Linked DNA regions of Mus musculus: regions 1, 2, 3, 4 and 5 are each linked to region 6. The links are chromatin loops, found by intact Hi-C in ENCODE. Cell type or tissue: heart. All regions are shown on one strand. Region 1 overlaps Rgs6 (regulator of G-protein signaling 6). Region 2 has its middle 30 kb from the start of Rgs6. Region 3 overlaps Rgs6 (regulator of G-protein signaling 6). Region 4 holds the start of Rgs6 (regulator of G-protein signaling 6). Region 5 has its middle 20 kb from the start of Gm31064. Region 6 overlaps Rgs6 (regulator of G-protein signaling 6).

Region 1 (5,000 bases), 57 kb after region 6:
GTTCTAGTGAGAGACTCTTTCTCAAAGAAGTAGGATCGCAAGTGATAGAACCCAGTATCCTCATCTGGAGTTTACACACACATGCACCATTAGACTGCCTCAGATTGCGAAAATACCAGTAACCAACTCAATTATGTCAAGGGATTACTACTTTACTTGTGAGCAGGGAACCCAGCAGCAAGACGCCTAAGGCCAGAGCAAGCATTGAAGAATGCCACTAAACACCTAGACTCGCTTTATTTTAGTGTCCCTCCAATCATAATCCAGTCATTTTTCCTCCTGCTGTGCAATGGTTGCTTTGTGTGGAGAAACAGATACCTTCTCTTTTTATGATGGAAGAAGAATGACAAAGGAGAGAGGCTGAAGAGGCTTTCCTTGGCTCCAGGGAATCCTGTCTCTGTCATGTGACAGATGGGAGTGGGGCAGGGCAGTGTCCCAGGGCCATGCCCCACCACACCACTGGGAAGGCTGAGGATTTGAGGTCTCTGGCCTCTCCACAGGAAGCAGACAAGGCAGAAGAAGGGTCTGTGCCAAGAGCTGAGTGAGCTAGTGTGTGAGCTGCCTGAAAGAAGCGCTCTGGATGGTCCAGCATGGATGGCCTCTCTGCCTTTCCAGCCGTCTATGGGTTCTCAGTCTGGCTACCTCACCTCCAAAGACTTGCTTCTTCATCTTGGCAAGTGGAGCTAATTCAGGACTCCAGGGAGGGGTGAGAGTTTAGTGTTTAGAGTTTCTTACGGAGTCATCTACCTGGCCCCTTGTGCAGAAAACATTGCCAGTGTGTTCAGCAACTTTCCATCTGTCAGAGCTCTTAATTACCTTGGGTATACCCAACATTCTCACTAAAATAAGACAATTCCTCCCCTCCCCCAAACTGAAAAGGGATTTATTTTGTCAACACTGAATTACACTTCTCTCCAGGGTGGCTATTACTCAGTTCACCTACAGATGTCATGATTTATTCAGTAGTTCGAGGTCTGACTAAACATTCAGCAGATGCTACACTTCCAATTTACTGCACAGAGCATTTAAGAGAAACACACACACACACACACACAGACACTCCCTAGTACAACCTTTCCCAGCTGAAGAAGACGAGCTGGTGCTAACATTATCTCAAAGTACTTCCAACAGGAACCAATTTACATTCCCCAAATCTGATATTTTTCTACCTTGGACTGAATTATGAGCTCAGCTTCCCTGCCTAGCCAGCCACATGGGGTGACTGTGCTCGGGGAAATTCCATTCTGGCTTTTGTTTCTAATCTCTTAAGCAGATGTTTATAGATGCGCTTGCTTCTGGAAAGTGAATTTAATAAATTACTAAGGGCATGCAAATATGACCTTCATATGTAAATAGTTCCTACGGAAAAAAAATAATGTTGCTGTGAATTGAAGATCTGAAGGGAAGCTTGAGGCTGGAAGGGCTGAGAGCCCAATGTGATGCCTTACATAGTTTCTGTTAGGTGTTGTCAAGAGTACAACAATGCCTCCAGGACACTTCAGACACCCAGAGTTGCTCCCGGGAAGGAAGGCAATATCTCCGTTTAATAGAACCTGGATGGTTCCATCTAAGGAAGCTTAAGGCAAAGAACAGAAAGTTGATTCTCTTTTCAAACTTTCATAAGGTAGGGTGACTTCTGTCTGCTTGTCTAATGGGAAGTAGTCAACATGACAGAATTGCTTCATTTAAGATGGAAAGGGCTGAGTCAGGCTCTGTCCCTGTCAGTTGCTGTGTTGTTGTCAGGCTAGCCTCCATTGGGGATTTTTTTTTTTTTGGACTTTCCTTTACATACAAGCTGAGTAGCTAGAAAAGGAAACTCATTTTTAAGAGTGCTTTATGTAGCTAGGAGCTTCTGTGGTCCTGCCAAAGAGACATGACAGAAGCTCGTGAACTAATAATGTGTGCAGGGAAAGGAGGCACCGCTCCTTTGCACATTCCCTTCTCTCTTGGGCATGGTTGTGATGTTCAAAGCCAAAGCAGCCATCTTGTGACCATGAAGGAGAAGCCAAGAGAGCAGCTGATAGCTGGCAGACTGTCAAGAAACTGTCAGAGGCAGCGATCGATCCAAGCTCTTATTAGAAGCACCCACCCACCCATCCCCACCCAAATATACACACTGGGAGTCAGACTTCCTGCTATTTTTGGAGTGAATAATATATTTGCAACAGATACAGTAACTATAAAGTTAGTTCGGAGGGAAAAATACATTTAGCATACTCAGATTCATATATTGGGGATCCTGACTAAAATGAGCCACACATTCCTTTGTTAACTATGACACTCAGCATCAAGCCTACAGAAAAAAATTGGTTGCTGTATTTAGTGGAGATGCCCAATGCCAGGGAAAGGAAGATTTGAAGTGATTTTTATAACAAACCTGCCTCAGCCACGCTTAACTAAGGGGAAACGGCAGGGTTTTTCACGTTTCCCTCATTTTTCCTTGCCTTTGTTTACTTTCTTGGTCCCTTCCCCTGCTCCCTGCCCTCCACGGATCACAACTCTAGAGCCTTCTCATACATTATGACGTTGTTGTCTTTGAGAGAACTTGCAAAACAGGCACAAAGCAAGGTCTTTGCTGGTTAACCATCCTCTTGATTTCGTTGCTTGGCCCTCTGGTTTCAGGGGTGATGGGCCCAGTAATCAGAGGGAAGCATCCTGTGGGGCGGGGAAGACAGCGGAAACAAGTGTGCGTGGGAGTGGGGGAGGCCGGGGGGCTGGCTTCCTGGAGGTGGGAGTGGGGGTGGTGTTAAAACTCTAATGGGGAAAGGAGAAAGAAAGAGAAAAGCAAGCAATCAGGTGTCTGCTGGCTGGCAGGCTACCACTGTGGAACTGTAGCCTGGTGGCTTTGTGAGCACGTGACCTGGGTCGTTGATTCAGCCGTGTAGTCAGAAGATGCACACTGGCTTTAATGCTCCACCGCCCACCCGCCATCTTAACGTCCTTTATCAAGTGTGGACAACAACCTTTTTCTTTCACTCACCGACAGTGCTTTGCAAGATAGACAGCCTCTCTAGGGTTTTTCAACCATCGACGCCCCCCAGGAGAGAGATGACAAGATGCTAACCCCATATGAAGTCGGATCTCAGGCCCACTCAGTACCAAGGCCATTTTAACTGCAAGGCCATTCTATATTAACGTGAGTGAGTTTGCGTTAGACGGTACCGCTCAGCTCTGTATCTGGAGAGCAGAGACGTTAGGTTCCTCAAAAGTCGTCTTCAAACGCAATGAATATTAGCGGCATCGCTATTTCTTGGTGGAATGATGTATGCTAGGGAGTCCGCATGAAAAATGGCTCTAGGGAAGTGGTTCTCAACCTGTGGGTCATGACCCCTTTGGGGGGGGTGTCCCATATCAGATATCCTGCATATCAGATATTTACACCCTGATTTGTAACAGTAGCAAACTTGCAGTTATGGCGTGAGGAGCTGTATCGGAGGGTGGCAGCATTAGGAAGCTTGAAAACCACTGCTGTGGAGCATCAGTGCGTGCATTTCTATCAAAACAGTGTCTGTCAAGGAAAAGCAGATTTGGAAATCAAACACCAAAGCAAAATACTCCAGAGTAGGTAAACAAAAGTCTTATGAACCAAACTGAGAAACTCTACATTTATGTAAACCAACTCTGTGCGGGATGCAGCTGTGTATAGCGTGGGTAGAGCCAACCCTAAGACTTGAGGCTGCCGGAGTCAACCCCCTTCTGTGAGCATCCATGTCACCCAGGAATAATTGATGCTTTTTTCGGCTGCTCGAACCCCTAGCTAGGGCTGGAGTTTGGGGCTGGGGTGGTTTCAGATGGCTGCTTCAAGTATATGAGGAAATTAACGTTGACCTCAGGTTTAACCAGAAGTTGGGAGCCGGACTCTACACTTTCCTACTGTAGCACTGAAGCACTGTAGCACGTTCTCTTCTCAGAAGTGACAACTCTGGTTTGTCACTCCTCAAGAATCAAGCCAGAGTTTTGTATGCAAATTAACTGTACAGCGGTGATTGTAGAAGAGCCCAACTGTGGACCTATTTAAACAACTATGAATGAAGCGCTTGGAGGATGCTCTGGGCCCCAGAGATGCTATTGCCATCGTCATAGAAACAAAAAGGACTGACACAAACCAGGGGAAATGCCTATCCTGGGCTTGGCATGTATGCTGGATTAATTTAATATTAAAAAATAGAATAGTGACAATATTGGTTTTTTTCTCTCCATTTTACAAAAGGGGGCTCTCTTGACCTCAACCCCACTTTGATGTTTGTGCATTAAACATTAACAATCTGCCCATGTTACTCTCCTAGGCCAAGTCTTATTAGCATTTCCTTCTGACGTTGGTTCTTGCCGGTGAATTATTTTAAAAATGTAAGCGTCAGAGGTGGAATAAGAACCACACAGTGGTGTAACGGAGGTTATTACAGGCCTTTGAAGATTGGAAATCGGCAGAACCGGTTGTGCATGAGGCTCTTTGCTTCTGTTTCGCTTTTATTAGAATACTTTTCTTGTGGAGCAAACGGGCTGTTCCCTTTGTGATCGGGTTTTATGTCAGGCCCGGAAAGCATTAGCTGCGTTGTGCCCCGTGAAGGTTGGCACTACAGACAGCCCACCTTTCCTCTGCACAGATCTCTTCTTTACTTACTAGGGCAGCGGTTCTCAACCTGTGGGTCGAGACCCCTTTGGGAGGGGGTCACACATCAAATATTCTGCATATCAGATATTTACATTACAGTTCATAACAGTAGCAAAATTACAGTTATGAAGTAGCAATGAAATAATTTTATATCGGGGGTCAACACAACATGAGGAACTGTATGTACTAAAGGGTCTCAGCATTAGAGAGGTTGACAACCACTGATCTAAAGAAGTTTGCCAGGTAATTGGGACATAGCAGGCGCTTGCTCCTGAATGATGCCGGCTGGAATCAAGGGACCGTAAAGGCGGTGTCGGGTGGATGACCCGTTTCCAACACTCTCTTGGGATCTGAGACTAACAAATCCTCAAATATGATTTTTGACCTT
Region 2 (5,000 bases), 430 kb after region 6:
GGAGGGAGGGAGGGAGGGAGGGAGGATAGAACAGAAGGAGGAGAGGTGCAGTGATAACTCCACCATTTTAGGGCAAAGACAAAAACCAGAAAGGAAAGAGAAAGAAGCCTGATCCTCACCGCCATGGTGTGTTCCCAAAGTCACTGCCCCAGAGGCAATGGAAAATGCCGACCCAGGAGGGCTTCCCTTGAAGGCTTTCTAAAGAGATCAGTCATTCGGTGCTGTCCCCGCAGTTCCGCCCCACTGCCCTTGCCCCCTGGGATTCCTGCTGCCTTGGCAAACCTGATGACACGTCAAACCTAATGTTTCCAGAACTGTGCAGAAATGCTGAGGAGACGTCTGTGGAAGCCTATTGTCAATTATCTGGCAAGCGGGAAGTTTGCAGATATTAGGAACAAGAATTGGGTGAAGTTGGGCTCTGGGTTTTAATGAGGATCCAAATGAGAACGTTGGCTATTTCCTAGGATGTGCTAAAAATAACCTGGACGCCTGCCTTCCCCAGCCCCCACCACCACCCCCCCCCCCCCCGCACCACCACCACCCCAGCTTCATCTTCAGTGCCTGCTCATGCTGAAGATGCAGGAGGGCTGGAAAAGGCTCCTTGGGGTCCAGCACCAGGGATGTTTGCTCGGATAAACATAACTGAGCGTTGCTCTGCTCCCGCACGCATCAGTGGACCTGCCACCTTCAGGCTCCTGTCACATTTACACTCGAGGAGGCTTGAAGGTGACGATGGATGGATGGGTGATTCCTGTGCAAACAGGCTTTGTGGATTTCAAGCTGCCGCGCCTCCTTTTTCTTTCTCTTTTACCTTTTTTTTTCTTTGATTTTCTGTATGACCTAGGCTGACTTCACCCCCTTGCCTCCACTTTCTGAGTGCTGGCTCCCAGGTGTGTGCCGCTATGCCTAGTTCCGATTTCAACTGTAAGTCCCTCTGGCCTGCACTACTGCCAACTTGACTCAACCCTCTTGTCATTTTTTTTACCCTCCTTCCTGCTCTTCTCGCCTCTCCACCCTCCCCACATCACAGTGTCACCAAAACAACCATACCCCACCATCACCATCATTGCCACCATGCATTGAACTTGTTCAGCCACTTTCTGTGGCTCCTAGAAAGACCACATCCTTGCCAGAGCCACAGCAAGGACCTTCCTGAGCTGTTCCCAAGCTTCTTCAGTCCCCCTCCCTCCCTGGGGACTTCCCGTTCCTACTCAGGTCTTCTAGTACCTTCTGCCGACCATGCCCCAGGAATCTTCTGATCTCCATGCATGCAAGGCCATCCCTTTGCCCAATTCTGACTGATGGTTCAGACCTCAATGTTTTCAAAAAGGATGCTCACTCCCAATGTCACAAACAAGTCCAAATCCCTTCATCTGTCTGCTTCCATCCTCTCCTCTGCAGGACAGATCTGGGCTGCATTTGCACATTTGGTCAATGATTAATTGATTAACGGGATTAACTCTCCAGAGAGCAGCCCATGAGAGCAGTAGGCTACATCTGTTTGTGCATGCTCAGTACCCAATATGCTGCCTGGCATTCTTGAAATGTCCAGTAGTCATAGAGGGAGCAGGGCTAATCTCCAGACAAAAATTATTTAAGGCTTGTATGACTTGTGAGGTTTGGGTGGGAGCAGCGGTAGGGGTGGGGAGATCCTGAGTCAAGAGATGTATTAACACAGCAGCAAACAGTACAGTAGGGGTCTGAAGGAAGACCCTTCGGTTCTGACAGACAAAGCAAGGTGTCTAATCTTAAAGATTTCTGAGGGAAGAGGAGATCTCACATCACGAGGAGGTATTAGCCAATATGCAACCTGTACTGTACACTGCTACAGTATGGCAGGACTTGGCTTACAGGAGAGGGTAGGTGGTGGTGTCTGCATGTCCTAGTTTCACAAAGGAAAAATTAGCATAGCTAAGCCAAGCCGTTGGGAACACTCCCCTCCCACCCCCAGTCTTGCCCTGTGAACTGATTCCTGGCCCTACACTGGCCAGGCCTCAGTCCTTTGGTTGACAATGTCCATACATAACATTTACTCCCTAGAACTGTGGGATTTCATTAGTGTGATGCTTGTCATTATAAACTGCTTCCCGGAGAGCAGGTACCCTGATGAATTCCACCTGGTCTCCCAAGCGAAACGAAACGACTTACTGGGTATAATGGCTCATGCCTGTAATTCCAGCACTTGAGAGACTGAGTCTCTCAGGAGGTCAAGGTCATCCTGAGCTACGTAGAGATCTGTGGCCAGTCTGAGCTACATGAGACCCAAAGGACCAGCAGGAAGACTCAGGGGGTAACTCTGCTTGCTGCTAAGCCTGAGGCCTAAGCTTGAGCTCAGAACCCACGTGATGAGGTGAGAGAAATCACTGCCACAAGTGGTCCTCTGACTTCCACACATGTACTGTGATATGCACACGCACACACATACACAAATACATACATACATACATGCATACATACATACATACATACATACATACATACATACACACATACATACATACAACTTTTTAATTACAGAAACACAAAACCAAAGAGATCAAATATTGTTTTTTTTTTAATTGGGTTGAAATGCTTATCTTTTAATAGTTCAATCCAGATGAATCTGGGGTGGTCTCTTGTATCCTGGAGATTTGTGGAAGAAGAGCGGAGTGGAGGATGGGGAATGATACAGGAGGAGCCTGGATGTAACTTTATCCATGAAGCTTTAAGAAAACTGAAGGATGAGCTAGAGAGGCAACCCAGGCATCAAAGGCTCACCTCCCAACCGAAATCTCAAGAAATCCAAGGCAAAGAGAACAGTTACAAACCAGGCACAGGACAGCAGAGGGACCAGAGACAAGGGGAAGAGACCTTTCCTCCCTCAACCATAGGAACCAGTCCTTTGTTTGGGGATGAGGTGGGCCTGTGCCCTCTGCTGGACAGACAGCGCCCCGGCCACCTGCGCTAAAGGAGTAGCAGCCATCAGCAGCTGGGAGATCCAGCCCACCCTGTGAAGAATGAGCTATTATTGTCACAATCTTGAACTTTCTTAAGTGTTTTTTAGTTGGTGATTGCCGTAGGGATATGCAGAGCTCCATGAGAAATCTACAAACGTTGTGACATTTGTCTGCCGGCAAGTGACAGGAAAGCCAGCTTCCTCACGGCAGGCATGGGAACAGGGTCAGATCAGGGTTCAGAGAGCTGCCAGAAGGGAGCTACTATTTTGAGGTCACAGGGCATGGGAAAGGCTTATTATTTTTCCAAGTTAGCTCCTGTGCCTATGTTCTTACTCCTCCTTCAGCCTCGAGTATCAAAACTGTCAGCCAAAGAAACAGTCCTCACATTAAAGAGACGGTTTATTCTGAAGTCAAATTGTGAGTGTGGTTAGAAAGCACAGATCCGAGGTTCCCCAAATGCCGTGTTCTAATGATGTAGCAATCCCATGGGCTTTTTTAGAAACAGAACAAAGAAGGCCATAAAACAGCAGTTTTGACTACATGGATGGGTGTATCAGGTAGACAGTTATAGGAGACAGCAAAATTTTGCTATTGGCCTTAGATGCTATGTGTGGATATTCTCAGCTCCTTGGTTATTTGAAATTGTCTGCTTGTAAGTCCCAAGGAATTTACCTAATTGTCACAAAGACATTAAATCACATAAAGAGGAGGACAATAAGTTGCTGTTAAGTGGGTAAAAGATACCCACAAGATATTTTTTGCTTTTGAAGATAGGGTTTCTCTGTATAGCCCAGGCTGCCCTGGAACTCGCTCTGTAGACAAGGCTAGCCCTGAACTTACAGAGATCTGCCTGCCTCTACCTCCCAAGTGCTAGAATTAAAGGTATGTGCTGCCACTACCACCCAGCCTCCTAAGATATTGTGACTCTAGACTGGCTACATTCCAACTTCTCTACATCATTTAGTTCAGCCAATCAACCTTTGTAATCACAGCTTTTTCCCCTGGGAGTTCTTATTTGCATACCTATCAATGACCCCACTAAAATTAAAGAAATCCTTTGAAGTATTTGTTTAATGGCCCAGATGCGACACTGGCATGGAATGACATAAGACAGATAAGTTTACCCTACAAGAGAAGAGCAGGCCATGTCGAAATCCTCCTTTCTCTAAGAGAAGAGGGGGAAAGAGGGACATGTTTAACTAGTTAGTGATGTTCTGGTCAAATATATGGTTCTGATCTCTGATTTGTGCTGAATTTTTGTAAATCTATAGCCCTTCTAAAACCACGGAAGAAAGAGAGAAGTTAAGTTTATCTACAGCCATACCGCCTTGAATGCACGGATCCTGTTATATCTCAGAAGGCAAGCAAGGTTGGGCCCCAGTTAGTTAGTACTTAGATGGGAGAATGTAAGTCCAAATTTCCAAAGGGCAAAGAGTTAAATTTTGAGCTGATTCATCTGACACTTGCTCAGTGAATAAATGGGGGAGAAGGGTAAGGATGCCCAGGGCACAAGGCCAATGGCCATGTTCCAGTGACTGTTTCACAGTCACCTTCTCTCAGTCCATGGAGACAGGAACTGATCTAGCAACAAGTGACATAAAGTCTTCCTGGGAGCAACAGATCTTAATGCCAGGAGGAGGCCTAGCGCTGGGACTCTGGGCTTAAAATTTGAGTGACTGCCGGAAGGAACCCCCCTGAGAATGTAATCTGACTGGCACACAGGCCAGTAATCTGCATTCTTCTGTGTGTATTCCCTGTGCTTTCAAAGAAGTCCAAACAAGAGAGGAAAGAAGACTGTCAAGGTCTTCTTAAAAGATGAGTGTTGTGGGCCTAATTGCCAGCTGATAGATTTGGGAAACTGATCGGCTCCAGAGATCACTGACCTAATCAATAGATTAAACCCTTGACAGATGCATAAAATAATAGCAGTATTGGGAAGTGACAGAAATTAGGAGGCAAGGCCTCAGAGGAAAGGGGTCACAGGGGCCATGTTCTTCGGAGTATGTGGCCCAGACCCCTTGCTCTTTCTGGAGACTCTTGCTCCCTGGCTGCCAAGAGCATTTC
Region 3 (5,000 bases), 320 kb after region 6:
AAGATCAAAAATCCAGGTGACAGCAGATGCTGGCGAGGATGTGGAGAAAGAGGAACACTCCTCCATTGTTGGTGGGATTGAAAGCTTGTACAACCTCTCTGGAAATCAGTCTGGCGGTTCCTCAGAAAATTGGACATAGTGCTACCGGAGGATCCCACAATACCTCTCCTGGGCATATATCCAGAAGATGTTTCAACTGGTAAGAAGGACACAGGCTCCACTATGTTCATAGCAGCCTTATTTATAATAGCCAGAAGCTGGAAAGAACCCAGATGCACCTCAACAGAGGAATGGATACAGAAAGTGTGGTACATTTACACAAGGGAATACTACTCAGCTATTAAAAAGAATGAATTTATGAAATTCCTAGGCAAATGGATGGAACTGGAGAGCATCATCCTGAGTGAGGTAACACATTCACAAAAGAACTCACATGATATGTACTCTCTGATAAGTGGATATTAGCCCAGAAACTTAGAATACCCAAGATATAAGATACAATTTGAGAAACACATGAAACTCAAGAAGAATGAAGAAGACCAAAGTGTGGATACTTTGCCCCTTCTTAGAATTGGGAACAAAACACCCATGGAAGGAGTTACAGAGACAAAGTTTGGGCTGAGACGAAAGGATGGACCATCTAGAGACTGCCATACCCAGAGATCCATCCCATAATCAGCCTCCAAACGTTGACACCATTGCATACACTAGCAAGATTTTGCTGAAAGGACCCTGATATAGCTGTCTCTTGTGAGACTATGCCAGGGCCTAGCAAACACAGAAGTGGATGCTCACAGTCAGCTATTGGATGGATCACAGGGCCCCCAATGGAAGAGCTAGAGAAAGTACCCAAGGAGGTGGGGGGATCTGCAACCCTATAGGTGGAACAACAATATGATCTAATCAGTACCCCCTGGAGCTCGTGTGGAGCTCGTGTCTGTAGCTGCATATGTATCAGAAGATGGCCTAGTCGGCCATCAGTGGAAAGAGAGGCCCCTTGGTCGTGCAAGCTTTATATGTCTCAGTACAGGGGAATGCCAGGGCCAAGAAGTGGGAGTGAGTGGGTGGGGGAGTAGGTGGGGGAGGGTATGGGGGGCTTTTGGGATAGCATTGGAAATGTAAATGAAATAAATACCTAATTAAAAAAATTCAAAAAAAGAAATCAAAATTCTATAATTACTAAAAATGTCACTACAGATCTATTCATTTGATTAACCCTGTACAATTCGGTGTTCACCTAACAAAGACCTGAGCCTAACATGCAGAGATAGTGGCATAGCAGTGTTGAAGGAGATGCTCACACACTGGTCTCAACCACACGGGGAAGGTGGCTCTTACTGGTTCAAGGAAAAGTCCAGCCACTCTGCTCCTTTGCCTCTTCTCATCCTGGCAAAGCGATAGTGCTCCAGTTCTATGTAGACTTAACCCACCTTCTCTCAGTGTCCTTCCTACCAGATGTGCTTAGGGAAGGACACGTGTGCTCTCTCCAGCATCACTGTCCCCGATCTGGGCATTCTGAATCTCCATCACCTTCCATTAGTTTTCTGAGTGCCGAGAAGCCTTGGGCTAAGTATTTAATCTTTTGCAGTTCTTCGAGAATGGCTGAGAGCTGAGCGAATCTTCTAACTCTAAAGTGAACAGCAGGATTCCATATCTATATGACTTGGCTTCGCATTACCTGAATTTCTTTAGATTGTGGTCCCTGGATCCCACTGCCTGGGCCACATTAGGCTGCATTATTCATAAACTGTGATGCAGATTACTCTATGGCCTATGGGCACGGAGCCCTGGACCAGGGCCCTCTCTGTGTCACCCACTTGGTCTCTGCTTCTCTTGAAAAGCTGAGTAAACCTGCCAAGCTGGTTTATCTTCACTCCTTTGTGGGCCTACCCTGAGAATTCCACTTAGAAACCACAGACACGGACCCGAAATCCACAGGGCTACCAGATACTTAACCCCGAGACACCGAGAGCTGGGCACAAATCTGCACGTGGTTTTGGGAGGAGTTTCAGAGAAAGCAGAGAAACAACAAGGTATGTGCCATCTTGGAGGACCAGCAATGGCTCACAAGGAATCCACCCAGCTAGCCTAGCTAGAATTCACTTCCAAGAATATAGCCCTAAAGGAAAGCCTTCTGTAAGAATACTGTGTGCCTGTAAATTTGACCTAAATAAGAACAGTTGGTGCCTGTCACACAGCTGAGTTCTCTATGCACAGTCAACCTGTGATGGACCCTGATGGACACGTAGGAGAACAGTTTGTCTCTCCCATCTGCCATAGTCAGGGCCTCATTTGCTCCTGCTCTAGGAAGGCACCACCTGGTGGTCACTACCAGAAATGACAACACGCACTTTGCCAAAACTTTCCACCTCTCCAACTACCACACTTTACATTCATTCAACAAAATTCTCCTGAGCCCTTATCATGGGCCAGAGAGTGTGGGAGGTACAGAGACACCAGTAAGATAAGACTCGGTGGCAGGATGCAGAGAGCTTATCGCCAGCGCAACTGAGCCAAGAAGACAGAAGAGTAAGGTCTAACTTGGACCACATCCTTGGTATCCCAGCCTTCTATTAAAGCCCCTCTTTTGCCTGAGAAGAATTATTAGCACAAATGGCTCTCCTTTCTACCTTATTCCTCCCACCGCTGTCATCAATCTTCCCAGTCATTGCCAACCAGGGCCCTTTCCAGTTTTAAATCAACTGTCTTGCTAGGTCTTTCCCCAAGGAAACCTAAAATGACAGGGGCCCTGCATTCTTTATTTTCACTGGAGTTTTAACCCCCTCTGAAGGCGTCTCCTCTCACTCTTACGCTCTCCTTTCCTCCCTCAAAGAAGCAGGTGGGTGGTCAAGACACAAGGGACCCCCACTCTCATCAGAACTCTGATTTCGACATCCTGTGACACATTCTAGTGAACCCACTCCTTTTAATCTGTGGGGATGATCTGACTAATGTAAGGAAATAGCCACATTTTAAATAGAGTCCCTAATAATGACTCAGACGGGCGTCTGGACAGGGTTCATGCCATTGTGAATCCGAAAATGAGTCGCAGCTATTAAAAAAAGGAAATTGGCTTTCTTGCGTAGCTGGAGGCAATTTAGAAGAAGGAGCTCTAGCGAATGGGTTTGGAGCCCTGGCGAGTGCTCATGAAATGAGTTTCTGTGTCCTAAGTCCACTGCTTAGGAAAGTTGTTCTCTTCAAGGTGTCCAAGTTTTCTCAGCAGGTAAGATCACGGGTATAATAAGAACACTAAGGGTACCAATGAGAAAGATGGGTTGATACAGTGAGAGCCATGGGTACTTGGGGGCCAAGGGCATCCTCTAAAGTTGAAATTGCCCTCAAACAGGGAAGCCACCCTTTCCAGTGGAATGTGGAGGCTGGAGTCACAGACTGGCATGGAGGAAAGAAAGAAAGGATATGGGGCGTGAGCCAGGATAGATGTAGTGTGAGCTAGGGTAGATGGGGGCATGAGCTGGGATAGGAAGCAGGTGTGAGCTTAGAAGAAGCAACTGCTCTGACTTTTCACCTGCATCCCCAAATGTGCTCTCCCAATATCCCTTCCCGAGATAAACTATCACCCGGAAGCCCCAGCCCCCAAAGACACTTTCCAGCCAGGCCTCCTCTCCTCCTCAGATCCCATGTCACTCCTTGGCACCATCTGCTTGTTTGCTGATGGGTTGATAGACTGCCTGCAAGGGGGATGGCTGTGTGCTGCTTGCTTCCCATCCCTGTACCTAAAACAGTTGCTGGCACACAGTAGCTGCTTAATAAACACCAGTTGTTATTATCGGCACACTTTGCACAGAGCCTAGAAACTTGAGGCTGACTCCATAAACATTAGTATTTATAGGTGAGTATCTCCAGAAACTAGCAAAAGGAGGAAGGCAGCTGGGCGGCACCGAACCTCGGAGAACAGTCTGTGACTTGCCAGCAAAAGGAAGAAAAATGAGGGGATCAAGCAGAGTCACAGAGATTAATAAGTGTGGCCCCCTCTGAGACAGAGCTAAGCCCAGCCAGCTGGAGAGGTCTCCCTCCACAGTATGGAGCCCCGGACCTGTCCAACTGGCAGCACAGAAAACAGCGCAGTGAGGTTAAGACCGTTCATCCTGGGAGAGGCCAGAAGTACTGAAGGGAGAGGGGAAAGGGGAGGTACTTAGGCTAAGTCAGTGTTTGGCTACCAGAAATACACTGCCAGGCAATGGCCTCTTCAGCCCCATCTTTCCCTTCTCCTCTTGTCTGACTGTTTGGAAATGCAGATTCTGGCAGAGTTCGTAAAAGTCCGCTTGGCTGGGAGACGTATAATTGACTGTTCCAGATAGACTAGAATCACAGGCTGGGCTCACTCAGTACACAGACCTGCTGAGCACTGAGAAGATTCTGAGCAAAAGCACGGATGCAGCTTCCAGAGATATACGCCACCAGGAGGGTTGGAGTCCCACCCCTTCTCAGCCTCTCAGCCTGTCCTGGGTCCACCAAGCCATGACTGCCCACGAGCTTTCTCCTAGGCCCATCAGGTAGCACATGAGAGTCCAGACCATTCTTTTAAACATCAAGCAAAAATCCCCATGACTATCTTTTAGTCCTAATTAAGATGCTGCTAAATTAGATCAGGAACAAGGGAAAGCTGTAGTAATGTACCCTGGAGCATGCCCTCAATCATTAACTGATAGTAAAATGCCAGTGACTTCAGCCCTGATTCAAAAAGTATAACCGTTAATTTCATTTTTACCAAAGCTCAGCCTTGATTTCAGTGTATAAGCAAATAAATCAAGAGAGGCTAGAAAAGCCTTCCACGAACTACATGCCTGCCAATGTGCCTTTAAAACATATCTCAGCAGAAACCAGCATAATCCCTACCTACAGTCTAAGCAGCTGTCCTTATACTGGCAGATAAATGTAGTCTTCACCCCTCCTCAAGGAAACTTCTCTTTGCTACAAACAGAGGCTATTATAGAAAACCACAGCCAATCAAAATGCAGAGTTGTGGAGCCCAGTGCCAC
Region 4 (5,000 bases), 400 kb after region 6:
AATGAAGATGAACTTCATTAAATGAATTCTCCCAGACGCCCTGAAAATAAACAAGGAGGTTAAATGCATACTGAGGTTCAAAGCACCAAGAATTAAGACTAGCTGGGGAGCTAAAGGAAAAAAATTAATCCCAGTATTGAGCCCTCTGAGAGCATCCCTTTTGAAAAGAAAAAGAAAAAAAAATGTGGTAGACAGCTTCTCTCTTTTATCTCCATGTTTAACCCCTGGAATGTGCAGGACCTCAGAGAATAAAAACATATGAGAGAAAACCAGAAACAAAGGGATCAGAATGATCTTGCCTTCACACACACACACACACACACACACACACACACACACACACACACACGTCCATTCATGTGGGACAGTAAGATCTTGAAATTTACTGGCAAATTCCATTGCCCAATGAGTCTTTTTCCCCATAAGTGTTTGCTGATTTAGAAAAAAAAATTATGTTGGTTATCTGATTTCATAAATCATAAATAAACAAATAAGTCTCATTTAAAGAGACCTCGAAGCCACACAGGCATCCTTTTCCTGTCAGATTTGATGTGACGAATTGATAGCTTCAAAGAAAAACGTTTTACTGAAAGTCTCTCAGCAGAATAAGCTCAGTGAATGTTAACTGAAATTTCAGAAGGTGAATGAAGAGCAAAGTTAAGACTATGGAAAGAAAAACACCTTCACCGGAATACCTCCCGACAGCTGACATTTCTAAACTCTACAGCTGCTTTAGGGAAGGAAGGAGTTAGTGGAAGGAAGCTTTCCCCACACTGGAGCTTACAGTGCCCAAGATCACCTCGGTAGCTACACGATTTAGATTAACAGCCCTAGCAGCGAAAGAACTCAAACAATTTATCATCTCTGCAGTACCCGTGCATAAAGGCTTTGGCTTACAAAGGTGTGTCTGTGGGAACTGTCCTGTTTCCCTCTGTTCTCCACTTTGAAGGGATACGTCCCTTCTAATGCAAAGTAAGTTCAGAGCAAGAATAAATATAGAAGTCACAGAAACTTTCAGGCAGCCCAGATCCAACTCCACACAATTGCCCATCTACCTAGTTGTGAAACTGACTTGTGGGAGCCTTGTTTATAGTGTACTATCCTCGGACAGCAAAGGGCTTCGACGCATCGCGCACATACTGGCAACCCATCCTCTAACAGCCTGATAAACACCAACCCAGGTCTTACTCTCCCATTCTCCCTGGAGAGAAAAAGATGAAATGGTGGGCTTTAACCTCCTCCTGGTTGCCTTTCAAGTTTTCCTTTAGGGCTGCTAAAGGGCTTTTATCAGAACTTACCTACAGGTCCAGTTTCTAAGCAGGCACTGATGCTGCGAGAATAATTCCAAACCAACGAGATTCAAAACATGTTCAATTTATTTGCAGACTTAGAAATGCCACTGTCTCCGTGAGAGAGAAAACGCACCCACTTTGTCAAATTAAAAAAGAATGAAAACCCGCAGCTTTTCCTCTGAACAAATTTAAATTTTCTGGGTCACTTCCCTCATCACACTTTTTAAGCAGCCTGACCTGCTCAGAAAAGCCTATACCTACCGTCTGTGAAAGCAACTCCCAAGCCTCAGACCTCACCACCCGCCCCTGCGGTCCTCACCTCACCACGGAGCCTCGCCCTTTCAACCCACAAATCGGGAGCTTATTCTCAGGAAAAGTTGCTGGAGGTAGATTCCCCCACCTGCGCTCTCCGAGCGGATGGCTGGGAAGAAGAGAAAGCCTTCGGGGCCCCGCACGCCCTCCAGGCCCAGGCTCGGAGCGCGTCCCACCCCAAAGCCGGGAAGGCGATTTCCACGCAGACCTGCACCCATCCCACACAAGTCCGCATGCCAGCTCGCCGAGTCACTTACGTAAGCTCGCCCTGCACAGTCCCAAACTGCAGACACACACCCGCACCTGTCACGCATCCGAAATGGACAAGCGCCCACCCCCGAGGAATGCAAGCCACACAGATCGGGGCGCGGGTGCGGCTTCCATTCCTTTTCCTCCGGGTTCTTTTCTTGTCCCTTTTTTGTCCAACTACAATTACCTTAGCAACCAAAGAATTGTCTCGACTCGCTCCGGCGTCTCAGTTTCTCCTAAAGCCCGGCTGGCGCCCGGCTCATGATAAGGCTGGGGAACCCGGGAGTCGCCAGCTCTCGGGGGGTGGAGGAGCGGCCAAATCTGTCCGGGCACTGCTCTCCCGAGTGTCGCCTTCTCCTCCTCTTCCACCTTCTTGGTGCCACTCTACGAGGCGGCGACCGCAGGGGGCTCAGCGAGCACACTGTACAGCTCCGGACCCGGGAGGAGGCGCGGCGGGTCTCATGGTGCCAGGGCGCGGGGCTCCCGGGGTGTTTCCCTCGCCCCTCGCTGGTCCGGACCGGAACCGCCCCCTCGGCGCCCGCAGCAACAGGGACCCCGGGGCGCCCCCGGGCGGAGTTCTTGGCCACCCGGTGGGGGCCGATCGCCAAGGAGCTGCCCGGAGTCGCGCAGCCCAGGCGCTCGGCTCGGCCGCTGCCGCAGCGGCGCCCGCTGTCGGGGACCCAGAGCAGCTGCAGCCTCGCGCCGCGCACCTGGGCGCCCGCACCTGGCCTGAGCCACGCGCTATGAGCGGGACCCTGACACCTGAGCACGTTCTTAGGTCGCCGCCGCCAGGCTCACCTGTCCCGGCGCCGCCCGGGGTACGGATCAGGCCCTGTGCAGCAAGCGAGGAAAAAAATAATCTGCAGATTCCAGGCAACCGAGCAGCTACCTAGAAAACTGAGGGACTGTGTTAAACAAGCCAAGGCTCCTCTCCTTGCTGCCAGGATGACCGTGTACTGAAACTTTAGTGGCGCCAAGGTGCTCACGATTCTGGCCTGAGGTGCTGTCCCGGTAGCTTTTGAATCCCTCACTGACGTGGGGCTGGCGCCCTCTAAATTAAAATGAGCCAGTGCGTTCGTCAGAGATATTGTTGCTAATCTCGTGGTTTTATTTATTCAACGTTTACACCACACAGCGTTGGGAGCGCTTTGTGGTTGATACTATCTTGAAACAATACAAAAGGGAATCTAAGGGGGAAACTATGCACAATATCCTTGGGCAAGAAGAGAAGCTTTGACATTCAAATGAACAAGGGTAACTTGAATGGACATTTTAACCTGAGAGTCCTGAAACGTGATTTTTGATGACTTATGACTGGGTTGCAGATGTAGCTCACCTAATATAGTGCTTTCCCCAGCACTGAGTAAACCCCGACAGAGATGGTATCCACCTGTAATACTCAGGGGCTGGAAGCAGAAAGAACAGAAGTTCGAGGCCAGCTTTGGCTACTTAGGGAGTCCGTGAGTCACACTGGACTACATGAAGGCCTGTCTCAAATTATTTTAGGGAACTGTAGTTGGAGGTAGGACAAGGTGGTTGGTACTAAATAGTTACCAGTAGATGTGTATGTATGTCAATGTTACCAACACCAATAATAAATCAGTAATTTATACTTTAGTGTATTAATCACAGAAAAAAATAAATAAATTACTCCAAGTCATTGGGGATGAATGATCTGGACTCTTCATCTTTATGGCTCTGGGGGTGAAAATTTAAAGTTTCCTTGGCAATATGCATGTTTGTCAACACTGCTGTGCATAAATATGCAAATAACAAAGAACATCAGTTAAAGGTAAATAGATTCTTCTGAATGTAAATCCATTCTTCTAAAATGGCAGATTGTTAAAGATGGCTTCTGATTGAGCGAGGCCCGAGGACAAGGCTGCTAACTCAGAAGGTGGCCTTGGGTAGGATCCAACCCCTGTAAATAACACCTATAACCATGGATTTCTATAATATACTGATTCAAGAAAATAGACATGTCTGTGTTGTTTCCTCACATAAAGCTAGTGTGCTAGCCACACTAAGAGTGACCTGTTTTTAGGAACTGTACTCTGAAGTCTGAAGGGGTCAGTGAGTGTAAGTTGGAGATAAGATGTGCCTAGGAACCCTGTGTGTGCCCTATTGGTAGGGGTAAGCACTTTAAGTCAGAGGTGGGACCCAGTAGAAGGAAGCTGGGTCCATGGAGGGGTCCCACTGAAGGGTGTATGATGAGACTAGCTCCTCCCTCAGTCTCCACGCAGTATACAGGTCTCCTACCAGCATCCTCCAAGACAGTAGCTTGAAGCACAAGACCAAAAAACCATAGGCTAAAAATCTCTGAAACTTGACGCCAAAAGAAGTCTTTCCTTCTTGTAAATTGTTTGTCTCCAGTATTTTGCCACTGGGAAGAGAAAGTGCCTAATACACAGTCATTTGTTACTTATTCACAGATGGTTGGAAACTAGGAACACCCAAATAAAGTGAACAAACGAACTAGTCTGTCCACCTGCTCGTGTAATGTGTTTTGTAATTCAATATGACTTCAGAAGAGATGGCTTAAAAAGATACACTGAGGTATAATTGTTCTCTTCGCCAAGATGAACAACAAAGACTTTGTCTTCATTTAATTTTATGTGTATGGATGTTTTGCCTGCATGTATGTGTACCCTGTGTGTGCAATACCAGCTGGAGGCCAGAAGAGGTGACAGATCCCCTGGGACCAGAGTTAGAGCTGGTTGTGAGCCAGAATGAGGGTTCTTGGAACCAAATTCAGCACCTCTGGAAAAGATGCTCTTAACCGCCGAGTCATCTCTCTAGCCCCTAAAGACTCATCACTTTTGACAAGTGTCCCTCACAGGTTTCCTTGAAGTATTATCTCATCATTAACTGAGATAAAAAGACAGTCTCTCTGCACACTACTCAGTGAATATATACAATTTCACTCTGCATATCACACTGTGAATATGTACAATCCCACTCTGCCTGTTTCCATTAGCCAACCTCGTATTCCTGAAGGCCTTGCTACACAGAACAATCTTTCCAGAAACTCTAAAGTATAAAATAAATATAGTAATGTATAAAATCCTGAATCTTTTCATCACTTCATTACCAGATGAGGGGCTACAGCTAAGCCTGTGATAGAATTGCCATTGGGACATCTCTGTT
Region 5 (5,000 bases), 520 kb after region 6:
TAGAACTCACTCTGTAGACCAGGCTGGCCTCAAACTCAGAAATCCACCTGCCTCTGCCTCCCAAGTGCTGGGATTAAAGGCGTGTGCCACCATGTCCGGCTGGTGGCACACACCTTTAATCTGGGCTACACCTTCTGCTGGAGACTATATAAAGACATTGGAAGAAGGAAGGCTCTGTCTCTCTTATTTGCCTGTTTGCCGTGTTGAACTGAGCAACTGCTAGATCCTTGGACTTCCATTCACAGCTGCTGCTGACCATTGTTGGGAGTTGGACTGCAGACTGTAAGTCATCAATAAAGTCGTTTACTATATAGAGACTATATCCGTAAGTTCTGGGACTCTAGAGAACCCTGACTAATACACTAGATTTCTGGTTCTTTGGTGGAAGCAAGCATTGTAACTTGTCAAGATCTAACAGATTTTGTAACTTGCTGCAGTCAAAAGATGTTTGTTTTGTTATGTGTTGTTGTTGTTGTTGTTTTAAATCTCAGAGTGACTAAGAAAACCTGAGGCTTTCCTGTCTTTACAAGTCAGGAAAGGTAGGCACCTCGAGTGAGGCAGGACTTGAGATGAAGCCTCTAATGTGGAGGCTTTGGGCTACATCTTGAGAGTCAATTGATTTTTGTCCAATGCACTCATTATGTAAGATCCCACCCATAAAGTCATCCAAGCAGCCCCAGAATAAACAAAAGCATCACTATAGTGACTCCCATGCTAAGAGATGTGGTTTAAAGTATCACCCAAAGGTTCATGTGTTACAAGCTCAGCCTTTAGGTGTGAACATTTGAGAGGGTAGGACCCAGTAGGAGGTCTGAGAGTAAACAGCTGTGTTCTCAGAAGGGTTTGTGGAACAAGGTGCTCTGGCTTCCTGCTTGGCTTTCTGATCTGGCTCCCCTGAGCCTCTTTCCTGCCATGAGGTCCTCACCCAGAGCTGAGCTTGGTTCTCCCAGATGGTGAAAGACATAAAGGGCCTCGTTCTTACGAAGTTAGCCTCCCGATGTTACTTTGTCCCAAGGATGAAAACTGAACAAACACAGTAACCACCCACAGCTGCATGCTTCATGCTTCTCAGACCCGGAATTGGGACTGATTCCATCCATCCATGGCTTGAAGGGTGCGGCTCTGCCCTAGCACAGTTTTCACCTTTGCAAGGAAACAGTCATTTTCCTTGGCCCTTTAAAGTGCATGTTCCACACCTAGGCTTGGGTTACATTTGCTTATTTTCCCAGCATTTAAGAAGCTGAACCAGGAGGATTGTAAGTTCAAGACTAACATGAACTTCATAATGAGTTCAACACAGCTTAGGTTCCACAATGAAAAAATTCTGCCTTGATTTAAAATAATAATAATAATAATAATAATAATAATAATAATAATAAAGACCTGTCATTAGGAATAATTCTGCCCATACTGCAGTTTGAACTAATTCTAAATTCTTTTTTAACCTCTAGTCAAAAGTTAAGAACCAAGCCTTTTTGTTTGTTTGTTTGTTTTTGTATTTTTGTTTTTTGGAGACAGGGTTTCTCTGTGTAGCCCTGGCTGTCCTGGAACTCACTCTGTAGACCAGGATGGCCTCGAACTCAGAAATCTGCCTGCCTCTGCCTCCCAAGTGCTGGGATTAAAGGCATGTGCCACCACTGCCCGGCAAACCAAGCCTTTTCTAATGGTTTCCTTTCATCAGAATGAGTTTTCAAATCAAGAACCCTGGGACTTTTCTCTCTCCCCTTCCCCAATTACAGAGTTTCCTTTCCAGCCCCGTTAGACATTACCTTGGTTTATTGTCTTCGCCCTTCATTCCCCACTCATCTCCTGAGGGAACTCTGGGACCTCTGTGTTTATATCTCTATTAGCTTTTCAAGTCTCCCTTCACCAGAGACACTTGTAGTGCAATAACTCAATTATTTCAAGGGAGATTGGGAAGGAAAGCGCTAGCAGCGAAGACAGTGTGTGAAGTGCAGATAGTGTAACTGGCTTGGAAGTTTTGTAAGGAGAGCTCACCCTAGGACAACCTTCCTAATGCTGCGACCCCTGCCACCACCACCCCCACCCTTAACACAGTTCCTCATGTCATGGTGACCCCCCCAACTATAAAATTATTTTCACTGCTACTTCATAACTGTAATTTTGCTACTGTCACAAATCATAATGTAAGTATCTGTGTTTTTCAAAGGTCTTAGACCAACCACCCCTGTGAAGGGATCAGTCAGGCTCCCTCTGAGGGGGGGGCGAGACCCACAGGTTGAGAACCACTAGTCTAGGGTTTGTTTGAAATGGAAACTGACCTGAAAGGCTGTGGGGGCTCCATTCACTATTTTCCATCTCACCCCAGTATAGGGGTAGGCTACAGCAAGCTGTGGAACTAAAGCTCAGACTCAGCTCCCAAGCAGCCTTTTCCAGGGCTTAGCGATTTCCATGCTAATTGCAATTCCAGAAGCCAACACAGCACAAAGCCACAAAGCCGGGCGAAGGAAACGGAGCCTGTTAAAAGTGGAGGGAAATCCTTTACTTTGCACAGAGAGTATGCAATCCTGGCAGTCGTTTTCAGCTCTTGATAAGACAATGATGCTTCTGAGTTAAAAAACGTAATATGTTTATTAATTTATTTATCTTTTATCTATGTGTGCACAAGTCGAGATCAGGAGACAACTCTCAGGAGTGCGATCTTCGCCTTTCACCATGTGAGTCAGGATAGAACTTGTGCGGTCAGTTTGCCAGCAAGCATCTTCATCCTCTGGGCCATCTTGCCAGTCCCAATGAGTCCTCTTAATGCTATATTCATAAGAAACGGGTGATGAGGATGAACAGCAGCTGCCCCTTGATGCCAGGAGAGAAACCTAAGGAATCCAGAGTGTGGACAGCTAGAGAGCACAAGCCCCATCTAGTGGGGAGAGTGGGAACCCTGTGGGAACACTGGTTTGTGTGACCAGTTATTTCATTTGTGTATGTTAACACACAGACACACACACACACACACACACAAACCTATACACTTCTTGTTGTTTAGAGACAATGTCTCACTATAGAGTTCATGCTGGCCTTGAACTTGCAGTCCTCCAGTTTCAACCTCCCAAGTGCTGGGATTACAGGCATATACCACCACATCTGGTTATTACCAGATTTGGGGTGCTTTTTGTTGTTGTTGTTGTTGTTGTTTTGGTTTTTGGTTTTGTTGTGTTGTCAAGAACTAGATATTGCCGGGAGTGGTGGCGCACACCTTTAATCCCAGCACTTGGGAGGCAGAGGCAGGTGTATTTCTGAGTTCGAGGCCAGCCTGGTCTACACAGTGAGTTCCAGGGCTACACAGAGAAACCCTGTCTCAAAAAAACAAAAAACAACAAAAAAAAACAAAACAAAACAAAACAAAAAGAACTAGATATTTATTTGCATCCATCTGGCTGCTAGATATTGTTTCTTTTGGTTTTTGTCATTTTTTTTTTAACACTCAAGGTAAGCTAGCACCAACTCCAGGTAGGTTTCCTCAAAGCAGCACAAGATTGAAGCATTTGCTATACAGGACTGTTTAGAAACTATGTTCTGCTCAGCTGAATATTTGCATACATAAAGTCACTAGAGGGTTTACAATTGATTTGAAACATATATTGCTCTGGTTTGATTTCCGTTGCTGGTCAGTCAGGAGAGGCTGTCCTGAGTTCAAAAATACTCTGCAAAAATAAATAAGCAAAATATAAAGTGTTCAACTACATTAGAAAATTTGTTGTCTTTAAAAATATTTGAGCCGGTCGTGGTGGCGCACGTCTTTAATCCCAGCACTTGGGAGGCAGAGGCAGGTGGATTTCTGAGTTCGAGGCCAGCCTGGTCTACAAAGTGAGTTCCAGGACAGCCAGGGCTATACAGAAAAACCCTGTCTCAAAAATAAATAAATAAATAAATAAATAAATAAATAAATAAATAAATTTGATTAAGACTGGAGCTGCAGCTGGTGGCGGCGTCAGTGGCAGCGGCGGTGGCACCGGGGGCGGTGACCGGCGTTGGTTTCCCTCCTCGGCACCCAAGTGGGGATACTCCCTAACCCCCTAAGAGGTCGTGGCTAATTTTTTTTCCCATTTTTTTTTTCTTTAGGCGATTCTCGAGGATTTTAGCTGCGAGAGGAGTGCCCCCCTCCTCCTGCTCTCCTGCCTCTTACTTCTGGATCGGTTTTGTTGAGAGATTTTTTTTTTTTTTTTTTTTTTTTTTGCCCCACTCTTGGAAGGTGACTTGGGTCACCCTCCGGGTCTCAGTTGTTTTGTTTATTTATTTTTTCTTTTTTTAATTTTATTTTTCCTTTTTTTTTTTATCTCGTTCCTTCTTGTTTGTGTTGTGTGTGGAAATGGCATACTCGGCAAACACAAACACCGTGCCTAAATTGTACAGATCTGTGATTGAAGATGTTATTAATGACGTACGAGACATTTTTCTGAATGATGGGGTGGATGAACAGGTCCTGACGGAACTAAAAGCTTTGTGGGAGAAAAACCTACTGCAGTCTAGGGCAGTAGATGGATTTCGTTCAGAAGAACAGCAGCTTTTGTTGCAAGTTCAGCAGCAGCAGCAGCAACAGCATTACCACCACCAGCACCAGCAAGCACAACTTCAGCAAACGGTACCTCAGCAAGCACAGACCCAGCAGGTCCTTATTCCTGCATCCCAGCAAGCTACAGCACCACAAGTTATTGTTCCTGATTCTAAGCTGCTACAACATATGAATGCATCAAGTATTCCGAGTGCTGCTGCTACAGCTGCTACCTTGGCGCTCCCTGCAGGAGTGACTCCTGTTCAGCTACTAACAAATTCAAGCCAGCTGCTTCAGGTGGTCAGAGCAGCCAATGGTGCCCAGTATATCTTGCAGCCTCAGCAGTCGGTTGTTCTACAACAAGTTATACCACAAATGCAGCCTGGTGGAGTCCAAGTGCCTGTTATCCAGCAGGTCCTAGCCCCACTTCCTGGAAGGATGTCACCACAGATGGGTGTCATCATCCAGCCACAGCAAATCTTATTTCCAG
Region 6 (5,000 bases):
TCACCAATTCAATTCACAGGGAAGACTGCCTGCTTCAAGAAGCATGTTTGAAACTATCTCTAGCCAATGGATAGGCCCCCACTTTCCCTACTGCCACCAGGTCACAACCTGGGCTTCTGTTTTTTGCTTTCTCTCTTTGAGTTAAAGTAATGGAAATGTATCTCTCAGATCTGGATGTCACAGCTGCAAATCTTGTATGGGCAGAGATAGCCTCTCTGGAGATTCTGAGGAAGTCCTTTCCTCTCTCTCCCCTCTCCCCTCCTCTCCCCTCCTCTCCCCTCCCCCCTCTCCCCTCCTCTCCCCTCTCCCCTCCTCTCCCCTCTCCCCTTTTCCTCTCTTTCTCCACACCCCCCTTCCCCTGGGGTCTGTGGCTGTCTGCATTGCTTGAGGTTCCTCAGTCTGCAAGTGTGTTAGGCCAGTCTGCCTCCATCATGATCCGGTACCCTTCATATAATTAGTTCTTTGATACATGTTTCTTTGAGACCCTCCAGATGGTTCCACTCAGCCTGGTGAGGACACACCATGGTATTGGTGGACCCCTACTCCCTGTTCCAAACACCAATGAGGGCTGAGGTCACTCTACCTAGGACAGGAGATGCTCTGTATTTCCAGGGCCAGCTCATAGGCCAAGAACTAAGCATTCATTCATTCATTCATTCATTCACTCATTCATTCATTCATTCACTCATGCATTCATTCATTCATTGTCGAAAGGAAACATAGGACTTAGCTCTCTCACTGGTTCAACTCTATCTAGCCTGTAAGGCCACATCCCCAAAGCTTGGCTTCAGACTTCTCATTTCCTTAGGCTTGGTTTTCCAGGATTGCAGATAGTAACAAAGAATTATTAGATTACCCTGCTGCTCCATTATGATATACAATACAGTATCAGACACCTTTATGTCATCCCATATGCTTATTTACACCAAAGTGTAACTCTCATGTAAGTCTGTACAATAATATAAGAGTTTCGTGAGGATTATGTGAGTTCTCTAGGAAGTATCAGTCCCATTTTCCAGATGAGGAATTGGAGTCTTGCTCCCTTAAGCACACAGAGAGCGGGTAGAAGCGTCAAGAGGGTGGCTACTCAGAGAAAGTTTGGTATCAGCAAGAGGGACCAGTGAGGACCACTTTCTCCCCTTTAGAGCCCCACTGTACTCCCGCTGCCTTGCTATTGTAGTAACATAACCGGTAGACACACTCTAGGAAGAGGTTTATGTTGGTTTATGGTTTCAAGGGATACACATGGTTCACCAGGCAGGAAGACATGTTACAGTAGTGGAAACATATAGCCTGGGATTCTCACACCTTGGCAGACAGGCTAGAGAAAGGATACACCAGTCTCAGATCAGAACCAGAGGTGATTATAGCTCTCAAGGCTCACCTCCCCATGATCCTCTGCTCCCAGCCTGGACCCAGACCCCAAAGGGTCTACAATCTCCTAACTGCCAGCAGCTGGGGACCAAGTGTTTAAATCTGGGGTAGGGGGACATTTTATGTCCAAACTGTAACATCTCTGGTTCTGAGAAGGGGCACACAGCTTTAGGTCTCAAACCCTGTGTTGGTCAACCCTTGAACCCCGGAGGCCAGGCAGATGTAGAGGCCTCTGGAGGGACATCACCCAGGCAGCTGAAAGTTGGGAGAGAGAAATTGCCTCAACTTCAAGCCAAGTCCCCTTGTAGTGGGAAACGGGAATCTGCTCACTGTGGATTCTGCTCTTGGGTGGCTCTCCTTTGCCACTGTACCTTGATATGAGGGACCAGTGTCACCTCTTACCTAGTTTGAAAAATGCAAACTACCGGGCGTTGGAGAGATGGCTCAGTAAAATGCTTGCTGCACGAGCGTGAAGACCCGAGTGAATTCCCAGCATCCACATAAAGGATGGGTGTATGGTACATACCTGGTACATACCTGTAAGTCTAGTTTTGGGGACCCGGACACAGGGAGATTCCTAGAGCTTACTAGCAGGTTAATTTAGCGGCATCTTTGAGCTCTAGGTTTAGTGAAAAACTTTGCTTCACAAAATAAAGCGGATATCGATTAAGGAAAACATCTTGTGTTGACCTTGTGTTGCATAGTGTATGCATACATGTTCATGTGTGTCCACACATGTATGTGCACATGAATACATGTGAACATGTATGCATAGGCTATGCGGACGATCACATTTTGTTTGCGAGATGAGTGTGACCCCGTTTCTTGTCTGTACCAGGCCGCCCAGACCACTGTGCTCTTCCCCTTCCCTCCGTGCTGCCTGCCCCCTTCTGTAGCTCCTTCCTCTCTCCAGCCCTTTCCCTTCTCATGGACTCTCTCCAGCCCTGGAAATTATGTGAGCTCCCCACATTGCCTGGACTGGCTTCACGGAGAAAAGAGATTCTTCACAAATTCAAAAAAAAGTCCCATCTTACAAAAGAATCTTGCCACATCCATCTTTTTGGCAGAAACAGCCTGTTGGCTTAATGTAGAAATGATTTAGGTTTGAGCGAGGAGGGCTTTGCTTCTGCCCACATTCTGTACTTTTAGTCCTTCTTGCTATGCAATACACAAAACCACCACACGGGGTCACTGTTGTCTTTGAAAGCCGCTTGAGTTGGTGAGCTGCTTTCTAAACAGACTGGGAATCTAGGATAGTGGTATTGATTTTGTATTTCACTTAAATTAATTATCATTGATGTTCTGAAGGCTACTTAACTTCTTGGTTAGAAAGGTACAGATCTGAAGTCTGTTTGATGTCATTTATAGTATTTTCCAGAAGCCAGAAATGAAGGTCAAGGGAAAAGTGTGGTTATAGTCACTTGTGAGGGGTTTTCAAGTGCTCCTGGAACTTCTGGGTCTATGGGTAAAATTACCACGTCAATTGTGAATGTCCAAAAGTTACAAAGGAAGAAATGTGGGTAGACAGGAAAGAAGTTTTAGACGTTAGGTGACAGTGGGAGAAGAGGCAGGAACCACCAAGCTTCTGGAGATATGAGAGAGTGACAATTGGTGATTAAAGTGGAACTAGGTCGTAGTTCATAGTGAAAGGAGACTGCTGAGCAGGGCCCCTCTTTCTCCTGTTTGTGCAGATCTCGATCCCCAAATCTTCAGCCTTTCTCCATATGAAATGGTGCTAATTCTTGCTGGCAGGCAGGGTCAAGCTTGGGTTATTACCAACTCGAAGAACACAACCGTAAATGCACAGAGAGAACTGGCTAACGAAGAAGCCATCCTTGGGCATCCTGGGAACCCAAGGTCCAAATGCTATGCAAGGGAGTACTGCAAAGGAAATGTGGGACAGTCTCCTTGGACAGGTCTTCCTGAATCTCATAGGTGCAGAGTCCCCGCCTCCAAATACTCCGCAGTGCTCATCTGCATCAGAGCATCTGGTTCCAGCCTTAGTGGCCAGTACCCAGCAGGAAGCAGACGTTGGCAGATTGAATTAAGGAGTAGATACACATACACATGGGGCTGCCTGTGGGGCATCTGCTCTCAGCTGAAATAGTGATGCTCACCAAACAGGATTTGGACTCTGGCGTTCTCATGTAATCAGGATCTTACGACGTAGGCAGCCTTGCACAACGGTTATTGGTCCCCCTTCTCTGCAGCCAGAGAGCCAGAGTTCAAAGCCTGACCGAGCAAGTTTCTCAATTCTCTGTTGCTCCTTGCTTCTTTAGGAAGATAAGGACACTAGCCATGTTGTATGGCTTCCTTGAGGGAGGGGGTGGGAGAGCTAGCCTTTAAACTTGGAAAAGCATGCAATTTGTGACATGTTCTCACTGAATGCTGGTTTCAAATAGTATTTTCACAACTATTCATTAAAATACAAATCTTGCTGGACTTCATGCCAGGTATCAGGATCTTAGCCCATTCAGACCTCTCATTCAGCTGGTGTCTGCTGCAGATGTCTGGGAGATGAACCTGGGTTAGCCACTCCCAGAGTGGGCCCTGCCTTCAGAACCTCAGACAGAACCACTGCTTGGCAGAGGCTGTGAGTGCATGGGAAACAGATTAACTTGCAATCATTTCAGCCCGCCACTGGCCATTTGCTAAATGGCATGGTTTGATATGGGAGTGTCCTCTTGCCCCTTGTTGGCGCCAGCCAGGCTTCTTATCAGGATGGTGTGACGGCTGAAAGTCACCCAACCCCTCATGACACACATCTTTCTCAGCAGATTTGCCCTTCATCTGCTGAGATTCAAGGACACAAGAAGAGAAGAAAATAATGAAATCAGGTAAGGAGAACTGCAGCGTACTGAGACCTTCTCTGGGGTCCAAGCTCAGCGACAGAAGCGTGATGTTGACACAGCATCTGCCCAGTGTTTCCCTGACTTCAGAGAATTCCCATGGAAGTCCTCTCTTCAAGACCTTGTTCTGATTTTCTTCTTTCCTTTCCCAGTTCTGTTTCCTGATAAAGAGGCTGTTTGAAGTTCAACAGTGGCAATGAACGACCATATGACCATGTTATGTGTGTCCTGTAGATGTCTCTGATGCTGCTGGTGGGGATTGGGGGGCGGGGGAGAGGTGGGGTGGGGGTTGTGATTGGAAGGGATAGCTTCACCTGTCTTCCTAACCTCAGGGCTTGACTCACCTACGATGTAAACCATTGCTATGGTGAGCACAAACCTTCCGTGCAGAAGGAGGGGCTGTGGAAGGTCCTCCCCCGTTCAGAGCACCGTGGGTACTGAGCTCTCACAGGCAGAACGAGGAAGGCTGTCAGCAGAGTGGCATTAGATTGTTTTGAGTGCAAGTGTGCACTCCATGGTGTTCTGAACCCCATCTAATCTGGAGGGCTGTCCCATTCGTAAATCTTTTAGCATTTAAATAAACTTTGCTAAACTCATTTCATCTAAAATCATTTCTCTTTTACCAGGGGAAAAGATTCATTTATCTGTTGGATTCTGTTAACCTGAGTCTTTTGACTCTGAACTGGAAGGACCTCTCCTTGGTGTCTGTGTCATTAATTTTAAAGGATGTCACTAGTTTTACAGAATAGACCCAAGTGTAGCCTCAACATATGTGAA

What was found. Hi-C counts contacts between places; a loop is a spot of excess contacts. Peaks named below come from ENCODE experiments on the same cell type or tissue, not always from the same donor. Only the 100,000 strongest peaks of a DNase experiment are listed, where the experiment ranks them.
Region 1: it touches region 6 in a loop (2.0-fold over the local background); 3 of 42 quality-filtered maps call a loop at or near these places.
Region 2: a loop joins it to region 6, with 11 times the contacts of the local background. A loop is called at or near these places in 3 of 42 quality-filtered maps.
Region 3: it touches region 6 in a loop (8-fold over the local background); 23 of 42 quality-filtered maps call a loop at or near these places.
Region 4: a loop joins it to region 6, with 2.9 times the contacts of the local background. A loop is called at or near these places in 10 of 42 quality-filtered maps.
Region 5: it touches region 6 in a loop (9-fold over the local background); 19 of 42 quality-filtered maps call a loop at or near these places.

Annotation. Positions count from the first base shown.
Region 1 is chr12:82,959,020-82,964,019 of GRCm38, reverse strand. The region is part of intron 2 of Rgs6 (regulator of G-protein signaling 6); the gene reads right to left. Among named protein-coding and RNA genes, the nearest start is that of 1700085C21Rik, 22 kb to the right of the region's middle. In heart, no CTCF peak of the experiment used is centred here; a DNase peak (open chromatin) is centred at 2,689; H3K27ac peaks cover 431 bases.
Region 2 is chr12:82,584,707-82,589,706 of GRCm38, reverse strand. No RefSeq gene overlaps it. Among named protein-coding and RNA genes, the nearest start is that of Rgs6, 30 kb to the left of the region's middle. In heart, a CTCF peak has its summit at 2,915 (motif pointing left); no DNase peak of the experiment used is centred here; H3K4me3 peaks cover 821 bases; H3K27ac peaks cover 1,154 bases.
Region 3 is chr12:82,698,416-82,703,415 of GRCm38, reverse strand. The region is part of intron 2 of Rgs6 (regulator of G-protein signaling 6); the gene reads right to left. Among named protein-coding and RNA genes, the nearest start is that of Gm22149, 72 kb to the left of the region's middle. In heart, a CTCF peak has its summit at 2,325 (motif pointing left); no DNase peak of the experiment used is centred here; H3K27ac peaks cover 964 bases.
Region 4 is chr12:82,614,424-82,619,423 of GRCm38, reverse strand. Rgs6 (regulator of G-protein signaling 6) reads right to left here and starts at 2,499. Exons shown (of 17, transcript NM_015812.4): 1 at 2,041-2,499. In heart, a CTCF peak has its summit at 2,529; no DNase peak of the experiment used is centred here; H3K4me3 peaks cover 2,418 bases; H3K27ac peaks cover 1,413 bases.
Region 5 is chr12:82,495,865-82,500,864 of GRCm38, reverse strand. It overlaps the pseudogene Gm5435. Among named protein-coding and RNA genes, the nearest start is that of Gm31064, 20 kb to the right of the region's middle. In heart, a CTCF peak has its summit at 2,890; no DNase peak of the experiment used is centred here; H3K27ac peaks cover 198 bases.
Region 6 is chr12:83,015,769-83,020,768 of GRCm38, reverse strand. The region is part of intron 3 of Rgs6 (regulator of G-protein signaling 6); the gene reads right to left. Among named protein-coding and RNA genes, the nearest start is that of Gm31308, 14 kb to the right of the region's middle. In heart, a CTCF peak has its summit at 2,551; no DNase peak of the experiment used is centred here; H3K27ac peaks cover 1,591 bases.